2 separate regions of the Homo sapiens genome follow, and region 2 is linked to region 1. The links are chromatin loops, found by intact Hi-C in ENCODE. Cell type or tissue: CD4-positive, alpha-beta T cell. All regions are shown on one strand. Links, peaks and the distances in the headings refer to the core of each region. The heading gives the core; the rest is flanking DNA. Region 1 holds the start of CFAP263 (cilia and flagella associated protein 263). Region 2 overlaps SPMIP8 (sperm microtubule inner protein 8).

Region 1 (15,895 bases), core at 7,896-15,895:
GGATGGCCTTACTTTGTAGGCATTGAGAACCTGCAGAGTGTTTCCAGATGACAGCTTTAGCTGGGTCAGTTCTTGATTCCTTGCTTCAATTGTCTCAAGAAATTGAGCGTTCTCTATCTTCAACTGCTGAAAATCAACATCGTGAAGGGCCTCACTCACCTCTTCCTTCTACAGCTCAGAAAGATGAAAGAAAAGATGATACGTCAGTTGTGATTCTGAATGTATGGCTCACATCTTGCAACTCTTGACAAGACTTTGGAGGTCAGTCATCATTCAGTCATTCAGCAAACACATATTGGGCATCTGTTTGGTCCCAGGCATGGTGTTAGGCACTGGGTGTAGAGATTTAAGTAAATACAATGTTCCCTGGCCCCAGGCAGTGCATATGAGGGTTTACCAACAAGCCATTGACTCAACAGTGTGGTGCAGTGCGATGTGTTGTTCGGGGGGCATGTGGGGGAGTGGGGGCAGAGGGCACACAGAAGTCCCTAAGCCAGGCCAGGGGAGGAAGAAAGACCGAGTCACGCACAGAGGGCATCCCACAGTGGGTGTTGCCTAAACAGGACCATGAAGGAAGAGTAAGAATCAGGCCATTTAAAAGTTGTTTTTAACATGAAAAACCCAGGACAAGCAGCCCACCGATTTCCCCCTCCTTTGATCATCTGATATTTCTGCACTGCAGTGCATGAGTGTATAAGGTTCCCTCCCTGACCTGGCCCACTTTACCAGCCCTGCCAGGTCTATGCCATTTTATATCTGTGGTAGACAACAGCCCAACTTGGGAACTGCTGTTCCTCACTCCCATGCCTCACTCATGCTGTCTGTGCTATCTCCTGGGATTCATCTTCTTCCCCTTCCCAAAACAACACAACTTCCTTAAGCCCCAGTACAACCATTCCTCCAGCTCCAATGCTCCCAACCTGTTTTCCACACCAGAGGGTGATCCCTCTCTCTGCTGAGCCCCTGGAAGCTTTAGCTCTGTGGTCCTTGGTATGTAGCTTCTGTATACAATTACACATATACACCTTTTCTCGTGACACTGCTGCCCACTAGTCTATGAGCTCGCAAGGGCAGGGCCCGTGTCTGTGTTATCTTTGTGTAGCAGCGGCATTAAGGTTAAAGATCATCCATCTACTCCCCATCTCCAGCTTAAAGCCCCTCTTCCTGATGCCCATGCTTGCATGAACCTCCAAGTACCAGGAACTGATGATCTGCAGACAGTTCCACTGGGACCACTCACGGCAGAATTTTTTCTTGCGCTGAACTCAAATCTCCTTCCTTGACACCTCCATCCACAGCCCCAGCTCTGCTCTCCCTTCCTGCTGCAGCCCTGAGCACTTGGAGACAGTGGCTGTGGCCCTCCTGGACCCTCTCTCCTTGGGCACATCAGTCCCAGGCTCTTGGATATGGTTTCTATTCCTGACATCTGGCTTGCTCTCCGATGTGAACTCTAGTTTACCAATTATTTCAAGGGTGGGGCTCACCTTGTGACATGACACTCCAGGTAGGGGCCGCTCAGACAGAGTAGAGAAAGGCTACCCCTTCCTTGGTCTGGGCACTGTGTTTCTATGAACGCAGCCTAGGCCATAGCATCACCACCACCTGAGCTGACTTTATCAGGTACTCTACAGCTAAGCCATCCTGTACCTGAACAGATATTTTGGGGGATCAAAAGTGCAGGGTGTTACATTTGTCCTTCATCACTTCATGCTGTTAAATCTGTCCCAGCTTGGTGAGGTCTTTCTGGATCCCGAGTGACTCAAGCAATAGTCCCCCAACATGTTAATTCTCCTGCCCAGTTTTGTGTCCTTGTCAGTAGCCCCCTTTGATGAGCATGCTACCAGTGCCCAAATTCAAGTTAATAATAAAAATATTGAGCTAGGAAAGGATGGAACCATGTTTGCCTTACTGCCTTTCATCAGGAGCCATTAGGGTCAGCTGATGGCGATGCTAGACACACCAAAGCACATATAACTGTGCCACCAGGCCATATTCCCAGAAAGGGCCAACAAGTATGTCTTGAGGGTCTTTTAAATTCACGCCAACTCTGTCTACAGAAAACCTCTGATTTGCCTGCACAGTCATCATATGAGTTTCCTGTTGCTCCTGTAACAAATCACCACAAACCTCGTGGTTTTAATGCAAATTTATTATCTTACAGTTCTGGAGGTCAGGAGTCTGAAATGGGTTGGGAGGCTCAAATCAGGATCTCAGCAGGGCTGCATTTCTTCCCAAGGCTCTAGGGGAGACTCTGTTTCCTTGTCATTTCCAGCTTCTAGAGGCTGTCTGCAGTCCTTGACTCCTGACCCCTTCTCCCTCTCATGAAAGCTCATCACTCTGATCTCTGCTTCTGTTATCATAGCTTCTCCCACCCTCCTGCTTCCCACTGATAAGGAGGGAGATTATATAGGGCCCACCCAGGTAATTCAAGACCATCTCCCCATCTCAAGATCCTAAATTAATCACATCTGCAAAATCCTTTTTGCCATGTAAGTTAATGTATTCACAGATTCCAGGGTTTAGGATATGGATATTTTGGGGTGGGGGTGGGAACCTTATTCAGCCTACCACAGTAACCTTAAAAAGAAACAGAGAGAGAGAGAAAAAGGACCACATACCTGCCTCAATTGTAAAAGCATTTTTTTCCTCTGAACTTTGAGAGAAACATTTTTCAAACGTAATTTCTCCTTCATATTATCCTAAAACATAAAGGCATATTTTAATGCATTTAATCCATTTCTCTCCTTTTTCCCATTGGTTTGAAAAGTGGATGGTTCTGGGGCTGCAAACCAAACCTTGAGCCCTAACATTCTGTCACTTATTTTAGGTCCTTTTACTTCTACTCAAGCTGGGGCTGGTATGACATTTCATGACCAAGAAGCAGAGGACACTGGTTTTGCACCATGCAAATTTTATATTGCTTTCAAATTCAAGATTATTTGGGTGTATGCTACTGTAGGGGCCTTTCCTGACAAAATGATCTTACGATTTTTTGGTCTTGTATTCCCACGGTAGTTTACATAATTTTTATTACTGTTAACATATTAGGATTAGTAATAACCCTACCTTGTCTCCAGGATCTAAAGCTTGACGTGTTGTAAAAATCTCTGGAAATGAAGGTTACCCCCCAAATTCTCCTTTTTTCTCATAACAGCCCAAGGTCCATCTCCTGATAACAAAGGATCTCAAAGAGCTTGAGATTCACCCAGTAATCCCAGCACTTTGGGAGGCCAAGGTGGGTGGACTGTTGGAGCCCAAGAGTTCAAGACCAGCCTGGGCAACACAGTGAGACCTCATCTCTATAACAATTTTTTTAAAGGTTTTTTTAAAATTTTGAAAAAGAGATTTACCTGTCCTACTCCACAGTCACCTCTCTAGATAGGCTGGACCAGACCAGTCTCATACCTTTCTCAAGAAAATATATCAGATCTTGAAACAAATAACAAAACAAAAAACAGAGATCAATCTGAGGTACTGTTAGTATACCTCCTGCCTGGCTGGTGTTAGCCTTGATAAACACGCATTTATTTATTTATTTATTTATTTATTTATTTATTTATTTATTTATTTTTTCTGAGACGGAGTCTTGCTCTGCTGCCCAGGCTGGAGTGCAGTGGCATGATCTTGGCTCACCGCAATCTCCGCCTCCCAGGCTCAAGCGATTCTCCTGCCTCAGCCTCCCGAGCAGCTGGGATTACAGGCACAAACACCTCGCCCAGCTAATTTTTGTATTTTTAGTAGAGATGGGGTTTCACCATGTTGGCCAGGCTGGTCCTCCAGCTCAGATGATCCACCCGCCTCAGCCTCCCAAAGTGCTGGGATTACAGGCATGAGCCACTGCACCTAGCCATAAACATACATTTTAAAACATGCATATACACATACACTTTCAGGGATGCAAAGAAAATCCGCATATGTGGGCAACATTTATGGTGGACCAAAGGGAGCTAGGCTGCTTCACATGGATGATTTCCATAACATCCCTGTAAGAATGTTTTTTCCCTTTCTAAGCTCTGTCTGCCAACTTACCCTCCGGCGGTTCATGTCCTCAATGTATTTCATCACTTTCTGAGTGGCCAAAATACTCCCTTTCTTCTTGGATATGGCTTTTAGAATATCTTTTTCAAACTCATGCACTTCTCTCGAAACTTCACTCCATCGAATTTCAGCCTCCTCAATGATCGCCTGGGGGAGTCAGCACAAAGAGAGAAGAACGTTTCCAGCAATCTTCAAGGATGTGTCTTCTAAGAAAACCTAAGTTCCCAGGCCTCTTTGTGTCCCAAAATATTATGTTTCTTCTTAGTCTTAGGAACATATCCTTAAGATACAAACTTGACTATATCAATGTTATTAGTTAAAAGCATTCTTCAAAAAAATAGAATCCATAAAAAGAGAGCAAACAAAAACAGGTGTCAGGTATCTATCTTTTTTTTTTTTTTTTTTTTGAGACAGAGTCTCGCTCTATTGCCCAGGCTGGAGTGCAGTGATACAATCTCACCTCATTGCAACCTCCGCCTCCTCGGTTCGAGCAATTCTCCTGCCTCAGCCTCCTGAGTAGCTGGGACTACAGGCACCTGCCACCACGCCTGGCTAATTTGTGTATTTTTAGTAGAGAAGGGGTTTCACCAAGTTGGCCCAGCTGGTCTTGAACTCCTGACCTCAGGTGATCCGCCCACCTCGGCCTCCCAAAGTGCTGGGACTACAGGCATGAGCCACCGCGCCTGGCCAAGCTATCTATCTAAATATGTATTTCCATATTTGAAATTATTTATCCATTAAAAATATCTGGAAGGATATACATCAAAACATGAATGACAGTTACATCTAGAGAGATGGATTAGTGGGGAAATAAATAGGCACTCTTATTATATTTCTGTTATTAAAAAAAAAAAAAGACTTTATATTTCCAAGCCTGAGTATTGGGGGGAAAAATGGAAAAAAAAATAAAGAAGATATTATAAAGTCAGGTATGGTGCCTGTAGTCCCAGCTGCTCAGGAGGCTGAGGCAAGAGGATTGTTGGAGGCCAGAAGTTCGAGGCTGTAGTGTGCTATGATTGCGACCGCGAATAGCCACTGCACTCCAGCCTGAGCAACGCAGTGAGGCCCCATCTCTTAAAAATAAAAAAAAAGATGTTATAAAATGAAAATATGTATTGACGTAAAGAGATGTTGTTAAGTGAAAAATACAGTTTACAAAATAACATGATACTATTTTTGGAAGAAATTCATATATGCAGGCTGGGCGCGGTGGCTCACGCCTGTAATCCCAGCACTTTGGGAGGCCGAGGCGGGCGGATCACGAGGTCAGGAGATCGAGACCATCCCGGCTAAAACGGTGAAACCCCGTCTCTACTAAAAATACAAAAAATTAGCCGGGCGTAGTGGCGGGCGCCTGTAGTCCCAGCTACTTGGGAGGCTGAGGCAGGAGAATGGCGTGAACCCGGGAGGCAGAGCTTGCAGTGAGCCGAGATCCCGCCACTGCACTCCAGCCTGGGCGACAGAGCGAGACTCCGTCTCAAAAAAAAAAAAAAAAAAAAAGAAATTCATATATGCATAGAAAATTATCTAAACTGTAGGAGGTAAATGGAAAGTCAACAGAAATTACCTCTGAGTGGTAAATTGTGAATGTTTTCAAATGTTCTTTTAGCTTAACTGTATTTTTCAACATTCTACAACATAGATTGCCTTGAAATAAGAACACACACACACACATATTACTATAAAAAATAAAATGGAATGGTATCTCTAGCCAGACTGCAAATCATCCTAGTTCAGACTTTTTTTCTGAACACCAAGAGGCAAAAGCATTTTCACTGGCCGGCCTCAGGCTCCAGCCCCATCATCTCCACATGGTAGAACATCAACCCACCTGAAATGCTACTTTCAACACATTGCTCTCCTACTCAAGTATCCTCAGTGGGGTCCAGCTTTCTAAGACATCAAAGATAAACTCCTTGGCATGGCTGTCAAGAAATCATTGCCTTACTCAACCTGACTTCCTAAAGCAGCCTCCAAAGTAGCGTCTTCTCTAATCACACCGGCCTCCTCAATGTCATGCTTGTGCCCACCTCCACTGCCTTGCCCATGTCATTCTCCTTACCTGGGGTGCCCTTCTTTCCCTGTGCTTTAAACAGATGCCATCATTCTTCAAGATCATGCCAAGTCTCTTTTAAGCCCTACCTCCTCAACAAATTCTTTTTGACCACTCTAGCCCATACTGATCTCTGATCTCTGCACTTGATGCTCACATTGCACAACCTAGCGGGTCAGGATAATGCTACCACATCCCAAGCTCCTTTAACTTGCTAGAATTCAACAATGCATGTTTAGAAAGAGAGAGAGGAGGGGTGGGAGAGCAGGATCAGTTGATGTGATACAGACGGTTGCATCAATGGGAGACATGAGTCTACTGACTGGTCCCTCTTGAGACGAGTGTGATTCTGCGAATGCCCACATTTAGAAACAGAAAAATAGAAAACTTTAGAAATAGAACAGAAGTATCTACTTTTCATACAACATGGCTCTCAAATGCAAGCCAACAACGTCATCCTGTGGGCAACCGAATTAACAGTGATGTTTCTTCTCTGGAGGAAACTGACTGTATTGGACTCACTAAGAGACACTACTATATTGTTCTGTAACAGGGCACAAACCATGGGCACGTGTGCCGTATAGAAATGCTGACCTAGGGGCCGGGCGCGATGGCTCACGCCTGTAATCCCAGCACTTTGGGAGGCTGAGGCGAGTGGATCACAAGGTCAGGAGATCGAGACCATCCTGGCTAACATGGTGAAACCCCGTCTCTACTAAAAATACAAAAAAAATTAGCTGGGTGTGGTGGCGGCAGGAGCCTGTAGTCCCAGCTACTCGGGAGGCTGAGGCAGGAGAATGGTGTGAACCTGGGAGGCGGAGCTGGGATCGCACCACTGCACTCCAGCCTGGGCAACTGAGCAAGACTCCATCCCAAAAAAAAAAAAAAAGAAAGAAATGCTGACCTAGGGACTTTTTACTCAATTCACTGACTGTGATGGTTAATATTAGGTGTCAACTTGACTGGATTCAGGGATGCCTAGATGGCTGGTAAAGTATTGTTTCTGGGTGTGACTGTGAGGGTGTTGCCAGAAGAGAATGATATTTGAGTCAGTGGACTGGGCGGGGGGAAGATCCACCCTCAGTGTGGGTGGGCACCATCCAATTGGCTGCCAGAGCAGCTAGAGCAAAGCAGGTGGAAGAAGCTTGTGTACTGAGTCTTCTGGCTCTCCCTCTTCTTCCCATGCCCGACAATTGCTTCTGCTCCTCCTGCCCTCGGACATCAGACTCCAGGTTCTTTGCCTTTAGACCCTCGGACTTGTACCAGCAGCTTCCTGGGGGCTCTAGGGCCTTCGGCCACGGACCGAAGGCTGCACCATTGGCTTCCCTGGTTTTGAAGCTTTCAGACTTGGACTGAGCCACTACCGGCTTCTCTCTTTTCACAGCCTGCAGACAGCCGATCGATTGCGTGGGACTTTGCCTTGTAATCACGTGAGCCAATTCTCCCTAATTAACTCCCTTTCATATATACATGTATACTCTTGGTTCTGTCCCTCTCAAGAACCCTAATATACTGACTTAAACCTCAAACCCCTTGTATTATGAAGAAATTATTGTAGGCCCGGCGCAGTGGCTCATGCCTGTAATCCCAGCACTTTGGGAGGCCGAGGCAGGCGGATCATGAGGTCAGGAGATCGAGACCATTGGCTAATACGGTGAAAACCTCGTGTCTACTAAAAATACAAAAAAAATTAGCCGGGTGTGGTGGCGGGCGCCTGCAGTACCAGCTACTAGGGAGGCTGAGGCAGGAGAATGGTGTGAACCCGGGAGGCGGAGCTTGCAGTGAGCTGAGATCACGCCACTGCACTCCAGCCTGGGTAACAGAGCGAGACTCCACCTCAAAAAAAAAAAAAGAAATTACTGTAAAATTTTAAGAGCATTTAGGGTTATCATGGTTATATCTTCTAAAAGAATTCATATATTAAAGATATATACTGAAATATGTACAGAGATTCACTAGGATTCACTTCCTAGTAACCCAGCCAGATGAAGGGAAAGTTGATCAACCAAAAGAGGCCATATGTTGATGATCATTCCACCCAGGTGTTGAATACATAGGGGTTTGTTGTGCTAGCCTCTCTACATTCGTGTATTTTTGAAATTTCCCATTAAAAAAATGTTCAAAAATGTGTTGTCCCCACAAGCAGGTGGTAAGTTCCTTGAAGATAGGCCCTGGATTCGCTTCATCCTACCTGTGTTTCTTCCAAAGCCCCAACAATCACATGAACCCACTCTAGATACCTCTCAGTGGGGTAGAGGTGGGGAGCCTGGGCAGGACAGGCTGCGCTGGCAGGAAGGTGTACCTCGTGATGCTGCAGGTCGCGTTCCGCATTTGCCCTTGTGTGTCGTAAGTCATCCTTCATGTCCGCAACCTCTTTTTGTACCAGCTCAAGTTTTTGGTCGGCAGTCAGGCCTACCCCACGGTCCATACCTGTCCGGGATTTGGATCTACGCCTGCCTCGAAACTGCAACCCAAGAGAAACAAAGCCATTGTCAAAGAGGAATTGGTAATGAACCAGCCCAAGATAGGCATCAGAATGATCCTCTGACCTGCTAGAAGTTCCCCAGAGTGACAGCCAGGGAGAACAAATTCATGGTAAAAGGATGCTGGATATTAGGCCTGAGCTGACATTTATTTCTCAAGTCATCCTAAGCCCCTGCACTAAATACTTCAAAGGCCTATGTTTGACAATGAAGTGAAAATAAATAAGGGTAAACGTCTTGAAGGTGGAAAGGCTGTGAACCTGCTATAGACTAGCATTCAAGTCAAAGACAGGGGAAAGCTCAGAGGTACTTCCTGAGCTGAACACAGGAAAGAAACTGCATCCGTGGGGGACTGTGTTCAGCAAAACAGACAAACAAACATCTTGGACTTTCTATGCATTTAAGGCAAAGGTCAGAAGCGGGTGGTCCAGGGTACATATGGGTTTGCTTGGCCCTCAAAGGATAAGCCTATACAGATAACCCCTTTGAGACAAGGGCCTGTGCTAGGCCCACTTTCCTCATTTAGGTGGCTGGCTGGGCCTTGTAAACAGTTGAGTCCCTCAATTTAAATGAATTCTTTTTTTTTTTTAATTTTTTTGAGACAGAGTCTTGCTCTGTTGCCCAGGCTGGAGTGTAGCAGTGTGATCATAGCTCACTGCAGCCTCAAACTCCTGGGCTCAAGCAATCCTCCCACCTCAGCCTCCCAAGTAGCTAAAACTACAGGTGCATATCACCACATCTGGCTAATTTAAGAATTTTCTTTTGTAAAGATGGGGTCTTGCAATATTGCCCAGGAAGGTCTCGAACTCCTGGTCTCATGTGATCCTCCCACCTTAGCCTCCCAAAGCACTGGGACAGGCCTAAGCCACTGCACCTAGCCAAAGGGAATTCTTTCAAGTAAACTAAGATATGCTGGGAGAGTCAATCCACTATTAACTGAACCCAGTTTCTTTCACAGTCACTTGAAAGAGAAACCCTAGAGGGCAAAGAAAAATCAAAAGTAAAACAGGGAGAAGGTCCCATGGTCAATTGGCCACAGAGGGCGCACCAAAGGCAGATAAACAAATACCACTTGCATTTAAGGTGACAAACAATAAAAGAATGATCTAGATCTCCATTGTGTACCTGTGCATAATCTGCTGCTGATATTTTAATTTCTGATAATCGTGGAGGTCGCTGATCCCTGGGCTCCAGTTTAGCGTAATATTTCTCAAACATCTCAGTCTCAGTTTTGAGAGCAGAGTTTACATAGCTGCAAGACAGGGTACCTGAGTAAGTTCTAGTAATAAGAGTTTAAACCTCAAATAACTAGTGTTTAATAACTAGTAGACCTGCAAAACCCGTTAGCCCCTTGGTGCCTTAGTTTCCTCACCTATAAAATGGGTATTAAGAATAGCACTTAACTTTTAGGGTTCCAATAAGGAAGACAAAGCCTCTGGCACAGTGCCTGACACATAGTAAGTGCTATATATTTGATATTTTTATTAATATGTTTAATGAGCCACAAAATTCAGAACACTAGTATTACATTGAAAATTCTCATAGGTTTCATCTTCAAGTATCATTGAACCCATGTGGGAGATTATTTCTGAATTACTATATATTATATATATACATATATATATTTTATTTGTTTAAGAGACAGGGTCTTACTCTGTTGCACTCACTGTAACCTGGAACTCCTGGGATCAAGCAATCCTCCTGCCTCAGCCTCCCAAGTAGCTAGGACTGCAGGTGCACAATGCCATGCCTGGCTAATTTATAATTTTTTTTGTAGAGGTGGTATCTTGCTATGTTGTCAAGGCTGGCCATGAACTCCTGGCCTAAAGTGATCCTCCCACCTTGGTTTCCCAAAGTGCTGAGATTATAGGCAATAATAGCCACTGTGCCCAACCTGAATTACTATATTCTTGAAGTTAAACACACCCACAATCTTCAGATGTTTCCTTTGGTTTGTTTTTCAGTTCTTTTATTTTCAGTACCCAATAGATGAAAAGTATCAACCAGAAGTTTATCATAAACTCTGGAAAACTTTGAACAGAGGAAGAGATAACATACCTAGTTTATCCTGTATATGCCAAGGTTATAACCTTTTTAACTTCTTAACTTCTCATACGTGTGTATGTGTGTGTGTGTTACACACACATATGTATGTATATGTATATGAGAGAGAGAACAGCTTTGATGTTTTCATGTGTTATTAATCTATTAGGTTGGTACAAAAGTAATTGCAGTTTTTGCTATTACTTTTAATAATTCCTGTTTGGCTGAATTTTAAGACTAGTGGGGCCAGGTGTGGTGGCTCACACCTGTAATCCCAGCACTTTGGGAAGCCGAGGCAGGTGGATCACCTGAGGTCAGGAGTTCGAGACCAGCCTGATCAACATTGTGAAACCCCATCTCTACTAAAAGTACAAGAATTAGCTGGGTGTGGTGGCAGGTGCCTGTAATCCCAGCTATTCAGGGGTCTGAGGCAGGAGAATCACTTGAACCTGGGAAGCAGAGGTTGCAGTGAGCCGAGATCATGCCATTGTACTTCAGCCTGGGCGACAGAGCGAGTGAGATTCCGTATCAAAAACAAAACAAAACAAAACAAACTAGTGGAAAAAGCTGAATGGAAAACACAATCTATCAAAGTAGCTTGCTTTTTCAGCATAGAGCATGCTCCAGGTGTATGTAGTCTGTGGAGTCACACCTGAGTTTGAATCCCAGCACTACCACTGACTGTGTGAACTTAGGGAAGTGACTTCACCTCTGCGTCTTTGTTTCCTTACCCACTTCCTAGGGTTGCAGTGTCATCATATAAGATCATATATGTAAATGCATGGTACATAGAAACACTCAAAAATGAGAGCTGTTAGTAATAATACCTCAGTTCTGACCTAAAGTATTTGTAGATGTATAGAAGTAACATCTATTCAGCTGCTAGAGCTAGGATATTCTGTGCAAGACCAGTAAGTTGTACAACTAATCTTAACTACATCATGGAATCTTTATATCCAATTTACTTGCTATAGTAGAATATATAAAGCAGACTGCAAAATAAAATAAAACAAAATAAACGCAGACTATCGGGCCATTCTTTACTGTCCATCTCCATGCTTATATCCAGGTTCAGGCACACATTGCCTCATACTAAAACCATCTCAATAGCTTGCTTTCTATTCTGCTGCCGTGTTAGTTTTATCATATAATTTTTTTTTTTTTTTTTTTTGAGACTTAGTCCCTCTCTGTTGCCCAGGCTGGGGTGCAGTGGCACAATCTCGGCTCACTGCAACCTCCGCCTCCCAAGTTCAAGTGATTCTCCTGCCTCAGCCTCCAGAGTAGATGGGATTACAGGCACGCGCCACCACGCCTGGCTAATTTTTGTATCTTTAGTAGATACGGGGTTTCACCATGTTGGCCAGGCTGGTCTCGAACTCCTGACCTCAAGCGATCCGTCCGCCTCGGCCTCCTAAAGTGCTGAGATTACAGGCGTGAGCCACCGCGCCCAGCCTTATCATAGAATCTTAGCATCAGAAAAGGGCTTAGAAGTCACCTGGTCCAAATTGCTGCTGTAGAATTGTGGATCGGCTAAGCACACCGTCTGGCATGAGAGAGACTCCTCCGGCTGAAACCCTCACTTCCCCAATTACCCTCTGGGCTTCTCACCACCGGCCCCATCCCCTCGCCCTACCACCCCGTTCTAGCTCCACCAACAGCTTGTTGGCTCAGTGGTGGTGGAGTAAGGAGTAAAGAGGAAAAGTCTCCCCAGTGCTCAGTGAGGGCTTGGATCTTCTCCATGCTGGTCCCCAAGTCCGAGGCCGCCCGGAGAGGAGGGCCTAGGAGGAAGAGGGGCGGCCCCCAGGCGCGGGCGGCGGTACCTGAGCTCCTCCACCAGCCCGCACAGCTGGATAACAGGCAGCTCCAGCTCCGACCCTTCATGGGAGTCGGAGAGGACGCTCTCGGACTCATCATCAGTCATCACTCTGCCGAAGCGGCCCCTGCCAATGCCGTGTGCCCAGGAGCTCCGGGTGCCGGCGGCCACGCGTCACTCCGGCTGCGACGCGGTGGCGCGTTGCCCGGGCGACCGGACGCGAGGAAAGGGGTGGGGCTTCCGGTGGCCCCTCCCCGCGCTGCCCCGCCTGTCTCCGTGCGGACCCAGCCAGGTTGCTGGCTTTGAGCGCACACCTAAGCGCGTTCAGTTTCACTTCTTTAACAATAACTCTTAAATTGATAGTAATAATAGCAGCTGCTGTTTCTCAGCCCTTACTGTGTCCTTGGCAGCGTGTTAAGCATAGTTTATGAAAACCTTCGCCACAACCTTGTAATGGTATCTATCAATCTCTCCATTCTCCCAATAAGGAAACTGGGGCCTAGAAAATTAACACGATTTATCATAGTGTCCTTCTTCCCCTGTCCCACTGGGAGGCCCCTGCTCTGTTCACCACCTGGTGCTTCCTACATGCTAACAGCAGCTCCTCTCAGATATTAACATCCTGCATTTCTGGAAGGAAAAAAACGTGGCTGATAAAAATGGGTATACATTCAAGAGACATCCCTAAATAGTTACTGAATATCTACTGTGTCCTTAGTATCCTAGGGGGAATGTCTGGAAAAGACCATTCTGATCTTCAAGGAGCTTCCAATTAAATGAGTGAAACAGCCTCTAAACAAGCCGCTGGAACCTGGGGTGATGACAGCAACATCATGCGTCACACTGTGCATCGTAGTCATCTCCTTAAATCCTCAAAACAATCTGGTACAGTTGGTATTATTGCCGTCATCTTACAGATCAGAAAACCAAGGAATGGAGTAGCTTAGGTTCCATTCCACTCAAGAATGGAATCAAGCTCCGGTGGAACCCAAAGTCCATGCTGTTAACTTCTACGCTGATGTGGGACATGGTAAGGATCAGGGAGGCAACACAGGAGCTCTCTCTCTGCTCCCCATGGGGATGAAAGAGGACAGAGGGCAGGACGGGGAGACTTCTCCTAGGGAGGGTGAACTCTGGATGTGCTTAGAAAGCAAGCTGTGATGAAGTGCTTGGGGAGCGGGTCAGCCCCCTTCCCCTGCAAGGGGCATGCATTAGCATTGACAGGCACTCCCTGGATCTGAGGGAGGGTTTTTGTTTTGCTGCTCAGGGTGCACAAGGTTGGGGCCAGAATAGAATCACTGGAGATGACAGCAGAGAGCTGGAGCCCTACCACCTTCTCTCTGGTGGTAGGCCTCTTTAGGTTCTAGGGACAATGCAGACCACATTTAGCAATACTTAATATGTCCATATACAAGGTGACACAAATGGATGCTATCCCCAGGTGACATAAATAGATGCCAGCTCCAAGTGAACCCAGAGCAAGAATGGGCTCTGTAGCAATTCGAGGCTATGATGCAAACAGCCCTGCCAACTGGGCTGTGTGATACAACAGACTCTATGGCATTGGGGGTGTCAGTGGTGAAAAAAGATGCAGCAGGAATCTTAAAGCAAGACCCAGCAGGAGAATCACAATAAAGGACCCAGGATTCTGAAACAAGACCATACAATCCACAGCAGAGAATTACGTGTCTTTTGAGAAATAACTCCTGGCCTGTTACTATACCCTGGTAGAGACAGAACGCTGGATATATGGGGTACCAAGTGACCATGCATCCAGTCCTGCCCTCTACCAGCTGAGTTATTAAGCAGGACAGGCCCAGCCTCAGTCCATTGCAAATGGAAATGGTTAATCCAGCATTGGGCTCCAGCAGGACCAGAAAGCATGAGTAAGCTGCATGAGCAGGTAGCCCAGACCAACATGGCACCCACCACATTTGCACCAGGATCCCTCCCCCAGCTCAAATTTATCACTATATTTGCAGGGGCTTGGGGAGTTCATGACCACCTGGAAGAGAAGGCAAAGGCTTGAGCTCAGTTTACAGATGGGCTGGCTTGGAAGCCAAAAATGGACAGTGGCTGCATTACAACCACTTCACGAAAGGTAGTGAAAGACAGTAGAGAGGGAAAGCTTCCCAACTGGCAGAGTTGTGAGTGGTGGTGTGGCTGGTCATCTATTTTGTGTGGAGAGAGAAATGGCCCCAGGGGACACATCTAATTGGAAACTCTGTTCTTTTTTTTTTTTGGAAGGGAGAGTTTATTTTTACTTTTTTGAGACAGGATCACACTCTGCTGCCCAGGCTGGAGTGCGGTGCAGTGGCACGATCATAGATCAATGCAGCCTTGAATTCCTGGGCTCAATCAATCTTCCTACCTCACCTTCCAGAGTTGCTGGGACTACAGATGCATGCCACCATGCCTGGCTAATTTTTTTTTTTCTTTCTCTCTCTGTTTTTTGTTTTGTTTTGTTTTTTGTTTTTTGTTTTTCTGTAGAAATGGGGGTCTCGCTATGTTGCCCATGTTAGTCTGGAACTCTACCCTTCAGCGCTCCTCCTGCCTTAGCCTCTCAAAGTGTTGGGATCACAGGCATTAGCCACTGTACCTGGCCTAATTGGCATCATGGACTCAAAGACTCCCGATCAGGCTGGCTGGAACTTTGTTAGCGCCGTGCTTTGATCTGGGATGCCTGCTCCCTGGCCCTCACTCCGTCCTCTCCCAGATGTCATCACAGTGGGAGGCTGTCCTTGTCTACTCCAGCTTCCTCTCCTTTGTCCATCACAGACGATTTCCCCAAGAAAGAGATCTCTTCATGTCTAATTTTATCTTGGTTTGGAGGACTCAAACCAACACAAAGAATAAATTTCAATCTTAAAGATATTATTCTAATTTGGTAACATATTACATGTATGAACTAAAGTTTGCATTTGCCAAACAAAAATATTGTTTGGATCACCTTGCTGGTCAAGCTGCTTTACATGTTTTAAAAATTGTGGTTAAAAAATACATAACATGGCCGGGCGCAGTGGCTCACACCTCTAAATCCTAGCACGTTGGGAGGCTGAGGCAGGTGAAAAGAAAAAGAAAAAAATAATAACATAAAATTTACCATCTTTTTTTTTTAGATGGATTCTCACTCTTGTCGCCCAGGCTGGAGGGCAATGGTGTGATCTCAGCTCACTGCAACCTCCACCTCCTGGGTTCAAGCGATTCTCCTGCCCGAGCCTCCCGAGTAGTTGGGATTACAGGCACCTGCCACCATGCCTGAGTAATTTTTTGTATTTTTAGTAGAGACGGGGTTTCACCATGTTGGTCAGGCTGTTCTCAAACTCTTGACCTCGTGATCCACCCGCCTTGGCCTCCCAAAGTGCTGGGATTAGAGGTGTGAGCCACCGCACCCGGCCTGTAAAATTTACCATCTTAACCACTTCTTTTTTTTTTTTTTGAGATGGAGTCTCGCTCTGTCGCCCC
Region 2 (8,458 bases), core at 1-8,000, 270 kb after region 1:
CTGTTGCGTCACAGGAATCAAGGCCATAGGCCTGGCCAGCTCCCCTTGCCCCAGCCTGCTCCCACACCTTCAGGGGGACCCCAGGCACAGGGAAGCCCCCCAGAGCACACCAGTATGACAAGAGCTTCAAAAAGGCACCTAAAAATAGCTTTCTAGCCCTCTCCCTTTCTTCTTAGGGCTCAAATTCAGGATCTGAAATGGAGGGGGCTTGGGTGTGGGGCTGCAGGCAAGGGGCTGGAGCACATCTCTTGCTCTTGGATCTCAATTCTGGCTGGACCTTGCGGCTTACACCCTGACTCTCAAACCAGGTCACCAGACATTTTTCTCCAACCCCCCACCAGTCCTCCAGGAGTTGGCCGGGGACGGGCAAGGGTAAGATACTGTCATCCTGTGGCCCTGACCCTCTCCCAGGCTGTGCAACACACACAGACAGAGACAATTGCGTGTGTCTCTAAGGGAGCATTAGGTTTATTTCTAGTTAGGCTGAACTCCTGGGGAGATGGCTGGTGCCACCATAAGTCCTCTGTCTGGCCAGGGGACCTGAGGTGGCACCGTCCGGCAGCCTGGGAGTCAGCCTCCTTTCCAGAGATTAATGCCAGGGGGTCAGGTAGTTGACACGACTGTGGAGAGAAGTAGGGGTGAGGTGGGGGTTTCCAGGGTGTCCTAGGGGAAAAATCAGGCTTTTCCCCTCTAGGATCTGAAAACACAGCTTCCAGCCAGCCTCTATGTGGCTCAGGAGACTTCAGTGGCTCCCTGTTTTCTGTATTTTCAGCTGTCCTCCTTAGCTTTCAAGCTAACCTCCCTCCTTTGACTGTGCCTCATCCTTCTCTCCCATTGATACCTAACTATGAACAGCTTCACCCATTTTTCAATCATTTAGTGAACCTACTCTGTTAGGCATCATATGGTAGCAAAACCCAGAAACGTTTCCCCGTGTGGGAGACGGGAAGGCTGGTTTCTGTCAATAATGACAGTGCAATAGTCTGAGTATTGCACTCGATACTCAGGGACACAAAGGTAGTGACCAATGGGAGGGAGTGTGAGCCGGTGGGGAGAGGCAGAGGGTGGGGGAAGACTTCAAGGAGGATGGCACATCTGGGCTGGGCTTTGAAGAGCATGAAGGAGGCCGGGCACTGTAGCTCACGCCTGTAATCCCAATACTTTGGGAGGCTGAGGTGGGTGGATCATAAGGTCAGGAGTTCGAGACCAGCCTGACCATCATGGTGAAACCTCATCTCTACTAAAAATACAAAAATTAGCCAAGCTTGGTCATGCGCACCTGTAATCCCAGCTACTCAGAAAGCTGAGGCAGGAGAATTGCTTGAACCCGGGAGGCGGAGGTTGCAGTGAGCTGAGATCAGGCCATTGCACTCTAGCCTGGGCGACAGAGTGAGACTCCGTCTCAATAATAATAATAATAATAATAATAATGGCACGAAGGAGTTTTCCAGGCAGAGGAGGAAGGGCCATCTAGGCGCTGAAACAGCACAGGCAAAGGTGTGAAGAGTGCTTGGTCTGCTGGGTTTCGGGGGAGTCTAGTCTGGCTGGAGTGTACAAAGTGGGGCCGGGAGGGTGAGAGATGGCTTAGTTATGAAAATGTTTGAGTATCCTGCAACCTCTTGCAAGAGGTGCTTATCTTGGAGATAAGAACTCTTGTTCTTATCTTATCTCTTTACTTGTGGGGCGACCCTGCCGGGAAGACCACTTAGCCCCCTCCCTTAGGGCCTCTCCGCACCCTAAAAGGCAGATTCTCGGCTCTCTCCCTTGTGTTTCTTATTTGTCTGTTTTCTCTCCTTCTAGTTAACATCCTCGCCCTATCCTTTTGGCCTCCTCCAGTCAAACCTGGTGGGATGTGGACCCCCTCCCGCGTCCACCCCCACCCCAGTGGGCTGCACATTTGCCAGGGGCGGATCTCTCCAGAGCGAAGCAGCTCGCGCCCTCCCAGGAGGGCCCCTCCTCCTCGCCAGGCCTCGCTGGGGCAGGGGGGTTTCAGAGTCAGGGAGCCCCGAGGCTGTCCCCAGCAGTCGGATGAGAACGTGGTTGGCTGTGGGGCGGGACAGGACCGTTCCCCTACCTGTAGCTGGAGCCGAAGCTTCGGAAAGTGTTCCTGGGAAAGAACGGGGCGGGTGAGCACGAGATGGGAAGGGGCGACCCTCTCTGGGCGCCTCACTCGACCTCGGGAGCCACCCCCTCTCCCCGCCATCCCTCCTGAAGGGTTCCAGGGCGCCTTCACCCAATGCGAACGCCTCCACTCCGCAAGGGTGGAGTTGTCAGGGAGGGCAAGGTGCTCCGTTTAGTAGGAATTACACATGTATTCATTTGAAATTGCAATTTGTTTCTGGTGTATTGGAGCCAATTTTTCCCAGTTCTCACGTTTTCAAGGGGCATTGCCTGTGCGCTAGGAAAGCGGCCCAGACCTCATCCTCCCTCCTCCAGATATGGGGTCCCCGGGCGCGTGGCGTCACTTACAGGGAGTCGAAAGGCAGGGGCTTCTGTCCGTAGCGGTCCAGGCTGGGGTTCTGGCTGAGGCAGTACTGAGGCGGGCAGCAGGGATAGGGGCGCGGTGAGTCGGGGGAGCACGGACGCCCTGCCCACGCCCCACACAGGGCTTCCTGCTAGAGACCGTGGTCCTGAAGACTGGGAGGCCCTGCTCTGGGTCTCCTCCCCCCTCAACCCCCGGCTTAAGCCGCTCCCCACCAGGACCCCCGCTCCCCGCTCAGGGACGGGTCTGCGCGCAGCGCTCCCTACCCGCCAGGTCTGGGTCACGTCGGGCTTCAAGTACCGCACCGCGTAGCCGCTGAGACCCTCCGCTGCGAACAGAAAGCCCCTCTCGAGCGCTCATCCGCCCCCCCCCAGGACAAGCCCCGCCTCCTCATCTAAGCCCCGCCCACAATCCAGCCCCGCCCACAATCCAGCCCCACCCACACGTGTACGGAGAACAGGTCCCGCCTCCGCTGCCCCACCAGGGCAAAGCCCCCGGCCCGAAGGCTCCGCCTGGCTCCGCCCCCTCCCCAAGGGCAGTCCTGCCTCCAGATCCGCGCGCACGTCTCGGCTCCACCCACCGCAAGTGCCACAGCTTCATCTCAGCGGCCCCGCCCTGTTTCTGCCTGGCCCGCCGCCTGCGTTCCCGTCCGCAGTCCACGTTCCCTGCTCCAGCCCCGCGGCCCACCTGCCCGGCAGTTCCTTCAGCGGCCCGTAGACTGACCTCGCTTCCTCAGGCAAGGCAGCTTGAACTCCCCGGCCGAGGACACGAAGTGGGACCAGTCCTCGATGGCGCGCGTGAAGCAGGGCCAGTCCACTCGGTTGATGCCTGGCGCGATGGGCGCCAGCTTTCCCTCGTGGTACCTGTTGCGAAGCTTCTGGCCTGTGGCGGTGATGTCCTGACAGGGCCACGGGGGTCAGGCCCGCGCGGCCGTAGCCGCAGGAGCCTAGGGAAGCCATCCCAGTCCATCCCAAAGGCCTCAGTTGACAAGTGGCCCGGTGCATTGGACCGAGGGGGCGCCCGAAGTCGTGAACCCGGATGGGGTGATGTGGGGAGCGGGAGTCCCAAGCAGGCACCTGAGAAGGTGCGCGGGGTGTAGATCCCAGGACCAGAGGTGCTTGGGGCTGGTGCCCCTTAGCAAACCCAAGGGCAGGGCAAAGGACACTCACCAAACACTGCAGGGGTTTGTTGGGGACCCCAAGGAGTGTAAAATGGGCGTTGTCAAATTCATCTGTTGAAACAAGAGAAAGGGAGAAGAGGTGTCTCCTTCACCAGTGGTCAGAGGTCATAGGAGAACTTTGGCCCACACTGTACTTTAAAAATTTTTTGAGGCCGGGCACGATGGCTCACACCTGTAATCCCAGCACTTCAGGAGGCCGAGGCGGGTGGATCACTTAAGGTCAGGAGTTCCAGACCAGACTGGCCAACATGGTGAAAGACCATCTCTACTAAAAATGCAAAAATTAGCCAGGCATGGTGGCGAGCACCTGTAATCCCGGGTACTCGGGAGGCTAAGGCAGAAGGATCACTTGAGTCCAGGAGGTCGAAGCTTCAGTGATCATGCCACTGCACTTCCACCTGGGTGACAGAGCAAGATCGTGTCTCAAAAAAAGAAAAAAAAGGCTGGGCACGGTAGCTCACACTTGTAATCCCAGCACTTTGGGAGGCCAAAGCGGGTGGATCACTTGAGCTCAGGAGTTCGAGACCAGCCTGGGCAACAAGGTGAAACCCTATCTCTACCAAAAATACGAAAAATTAGTTGAGTGTGGTGGCACGCGACTGTAGTCCCAGCTACTAGGGAGGCTAAGGCACGAGGATCACTGGAATCCAGGAGGTGGAGGTTGCAGTGAGCTGAGATTGCGCCACTGCACTCCAGCATGGGCAACAGAGCGAGACTCTCTTAAAAAATTTTTTTTTAATTTGACAACTTAAAAAAAATCTAAGATAAAATAGTATTCACATCTTACCTTTGCAACAGAATAAAACTCCAAAGATTCCAATGTAAAAAGTGAACATGGGCAAATTCTTTTATAATCTTGGGATGGGAAAGGCCTTAATAATTTTAATTAAAAATCCAGAAGCTTTAAAGAAAAGATTGATAAGTTAAATACATAAAAATAAACTTCTACATGGCAAAAACAAATGTCAAAAAACAAATGGAAAAAATATTTCCACTTATTTTACAGATATTAATATTAATTAATATTCCTTAATATTGAAAGAGTGCCTAGAAATCAAGCAAAACAAAAAATGCCAGGTATGGTGGCTCGAGCCTGTAGTCTCAGCTACTCAGGAAGCTGAGGCAGGAGGATTGCTTGAGCCCAGGAGTTTAAGGCTGCAAGTGAGCTGTGATCATGCCACTGCCCTCCAGCCTGGGTGGCATAGCGAGACCTTGTTTTTAATAAATAAATTAACAAGTTGAGGAATTTCTCTATACAAGAACTCCAAGGTGCAGATGGGTATATACAATATGCTACCATTTGCTTTAAAAAAAATTTTTTTTTGAGACAGAGTCTCGCTCTGTCGCCCAGGCTGGAGTACAGTGGCGCGGTCTCGGCTCACTGCAACCTCCGCCACCCAGGTTCAAGCGATTCTCACGCCTCAGCCTCCCGAGTAGCTGGGATTACAGGTGCGTGCTACCATGCCTGGCTAATTTTTGTATTTTTAGTAGAGATGGGGTTTCACCATGTTGGCCAGGCTGGTCTTGAACTCCTGACCTCAAGTGATCTGTCCACCTCAGCCTCCCAAAGTGCTGGGATTACAGGCGTGAGCCACTGCGCCCGGCCTACTGTTTGCTTTAAAATGGTAGACTAAACATAGACTGTTGGAAACAGAGAATATATATTCAGGTCATCACCTTAACCAAATAATCAAACTTAGCATCACAAATAATGTGATAATGAAATTCTGTGCCTCCTGCTGCAGCATTATGGCAAACACGGCATCTGTCGCCTGTGAAAGATTCTGGCCAGCAGTGTTTAACCTGGTGATTCAGATCTCTACACCTAGCTGCTGGTTTACAGAAAATAGATTAACAAGATAAGAAACACCATGAAGAAACAGTGGCTCAAATTCACCATATGGGACTGTCTACAACACAACTGTTAGAGACTTTAAAAAGTCAGTATGATGGTGGGCAATGGAAACTGGGTGGACTGTTTTAGACTAAGACAAAAGACATAACAAGTAACTGAAATACGTAATCCTAGATTGAATTCTTGTTCCAAAAAATCATTTTAAAGCCAGAAAAGACATCTTTGAGGGCAATTGGGGAGATTTTAATATGGTCTGGATATTAGATGTTGTAGAAGTATTGTTAGCTTTCCTAGGTGTGATAATGGTATTGTGTCATGTAGAAGGATGTTTTTGTCATTGGGAGCTGCTTGCTAAAGGGTGTCCAAGAATGTAAGAGAGAGGGCGAGAGAAGCAAAAATATGGCAAAAATCAACTGAAGCAGGAGGAAGGTGGTGGGTACTCATAGTAGTATTCTTTCAACTTTTCTCCATTTGAAAATGTTTATCATGTAAACTAAAAATAAAATCCTGAGGTCTCCGCAATGTATTGACTGAGCGGACCCCCCTCTTGGCTAAGGGGATCCCCCAAAACCTTGAAAAACTGAGTTCCCAGCCATAATGGGACAGGAGGTCAGACATGCTTCATTCCACCCCTGCCTTTTTGCGGTTTAGACACAATAAATGACCAGCATTAATGTTAAACTAGCAATCACAAGGCCAGGTGCGGTGGCTACGCCTGTAATCCCAGTGGTTTTGGAGGCCAATCACTTGAGGTCAGGATTTTGAGACCAGCCTGGCCAACATGGTGAAACCCCATGTCTACTAAAAATACAAAAATCAGCTGGGCGTAGTGGCACACGCCTGTAGTCCCAGCTAGCTACTCAGGAGGCTGAGGCAGGAGAATCACTTGAACCGGGGAGGCGGAAGTTGCAGTGAGCCGAGATAGCGCCACTGCACTCCAGCCTGGGTGACAGAGTGAGACTCTGTCTCAAAAAAAAAAAAAAAAAAAAAAAAAAAAGAGAAAGAGAGAGAGAGAGATTACAAGACTAAGAGAACAGACTCTTTGTGGCAATAAGATACCAAATTATAATAATAATAATAATAATTATTATTATAATAATAATAATTATTATTATTATTGAGACGGAGTGTCACTCTGTTGCCCAGGCTGGAGTGCAATGGCGCGATCTCGGCTCACTGCAACCTCCGCCTCCTGGGTTCAAGCAATTCTCCTGTCTCAGTCTCCCAGTAGCTGGGATTACAAGCACACACTACCACACCTGGCTAATTTTTGTATTTTTAGTAGAGACAGGGTTTTACCATATTGGTCAGGCTGGTTTTGAACTCCTGACCTCAGGCGATCCACTTGCCTTGGCCCCCCAAAGTGCTAGAATTACAGGCGTGAACCGCCACGCCCGGCCAAGATACCAGATTATTAACAGGACCTAAGGCCATGCCAGGCAAGGGTTAAGTCACGCACCCCTACACTTAAAGAATAAACTACAGGCTGGTCGTGGTAGCTCACGCCTGTAATTCCAACACTTCGGGAGGCTGAAGCTGGAGGATCACTTGAGCCCAGAAGTTGGAGACCAGCCCTGGCAACATAGTGTAACCCTGTCTCCACACAAAACAAACAAACAACAACAACAGCAACAAAAATAGCCTGGCATAGTGGTGTGTGCCTGTAGTCCCAGCTACTCAGGAGGCTGAAGTGGCAGGATCACCTGAACCTGGGAGGTCGAGGCTGTAAAGAGCCATGTTTTTGACATTGCACTCTAGCCTGGGTGATGGAGAGAAACTCTGTCTAAAAAAACAAAACAAAACAAAACGAAAAGCAAAACACAAAAATAAATAAGCTATGTTTTAATTGCCATGAGGTTTTTCTTTTTCTCTAGCCCTGGACTTGAGATAAGCAATATTAAAACAATTACAACTCATACAGCTCACAGATGCTGATGAACTGACCCCCTGATCCACCAGCCACAGCTATGCCTTTGATTGCATAAGAGGCTGATTTCAGTAACTTTCTCCAGGTAAGAAGACCACCAACCATGGACTGGTCCTGCCCAGCATACAGAGGCTGCTCACTTGCTGGGCTTCGCGTCCTGAAAAGAACTTTTGACGTATAGGGACTAATTGTAATACATTTAAAGGTTAAGTCTCCACCTCAAAGCGAACATGGGTTGTATGTTACATGCATGTTTGTTCAATATGCCCATGTCAGTACTATCTTCATGAATATTCATAGCTCCTCCTATAAACTATTGAATATGTATGTTTAGCCAACCCTTTGAACATAAAGCTCTTACCCAACCCCTCCTCCTTTGACATGCCTATCTTTGGGCTTAAGCTGGAGGCACACTTTCCAGCCTGTGGGATGGCCACCTGGCAGCTATAACCCCTTGTAAGAAATAAAGTCTCCTTTTCTAAACTTATACATTTATTTTTATTTTTTGAAGATGGAGTCTCGCTCTGTCACCCAGGCTGGAGTGCAGTGGCTCCATCTCGGCTCATCGCAACCTCCGCCTCCCGGGTTCAGGTGATTCTCCTGCCTCAGCCTGGGAGCTGGGATTACAGGCACCCGCCACCCCGCCCGGCTAATTTTTGTATTTTTAGTGAAGATGGGGTTTCACCATGTTGGCCAGGCTGGTCTCGAACTTCTGACCTCACGTGATCTGCCTGCCTTGGCCTCCCAAAGTGCTGAGATTGTGGGTGTGAGCCACCGTACCCTGCCTAAATTTACAAATTTCTGGGTTTTCAGTTAACAGTAATAAAAAGTTGGGGAGCAAAATAACATGTGTTTATATTCCCATTAGTAAACCAGGGAGAGACATCAGAAACTAAGAATGTGGTGGGGGGGTGGTTACCTGTATGCGGGGGCAGTGGGAGTGAGCCTTGTTGCTGTGCATATTGTTATAGCATTTTGAGCTTTGAAGTTCTGACTATTACTTTTACTTAAAGC

What was found. A loop is a pair of places that touch in the nucleus more often than their neighbours do. Peaks named below come from ENCODE experiments on the same cell type or tissue, not always from the same donor. Only the 100,000 strongest peaks of a DNase experiment are listed, where the experiment ranks them.
Region 2: a loop joins it to region 1, with 5 times the contacts of the local background. A loop is called at or near these places in 2 of 110 quality-filtered maps.

Annotation. Positions count from the first base shown.
Region 1 is chr16:58,246,658-58,262,552 of GRCh38, reverse strand. CFAP263 (cilia and flagella associated protein 263) reads right to left here and starts at 12,617. Exons shown (of 9, transcript NM_014157.4): 1 at 12,438-12,617; 2 at 9,700-9,826; 3 at 8,394-8,555; 4 at 4,030-4,185; 5 at 2,619-2,699; 6 at 13-168. The coding sequence starts at 12,538. It overlaps LOC105371293 (a long non-coding RNA gene), which reads left to right and starts at 12,694. Exons shown (of 4, transcript XR_933630.2): 1 at 12,694-12,886; 2 at 13,149-13,460. RefSeq lists silencers at 4,531-4,680, 12,307-12,786. In CD4-positive, alpha-beta T cell, for the core only: no CTCF peak of the experiment used is centred there; a DNase peak (open chromatin) is centred at 12,632; H3K4me3 peaks cover 1,054 bases.
Region 2 is chr16:57,979,558-57,988,015 of GRCh38, reverse strand. SPMIP8 (sperm microtubule inner protein 8) reads right to left here. Exons shown (of 8, transcript NM_199456.3): 3 at 3,652-3,713; 4 at 3,206-3,380; 5 at 2,749-2,810; 6 at 2,470-2,534; 7 at 2,075-2,107; 8 at 1-620. The coding sequence ends at 590. Among named protein-coding and RNA genes, the nearest start is that of SPMIP8, 7.2 kb to the right of the region's middle. RefSeq lists an enhancer at 2,657-2,806. In CD4-positive, alpha-beta T cell, for the core only: no CTCF peak of the experiment used is centred there; a DNase peak (open chromatin) is centred at 3,005; H3K4me3 peaks cover 1,698 bases; H3K27ac peaks cover 1,072 bases.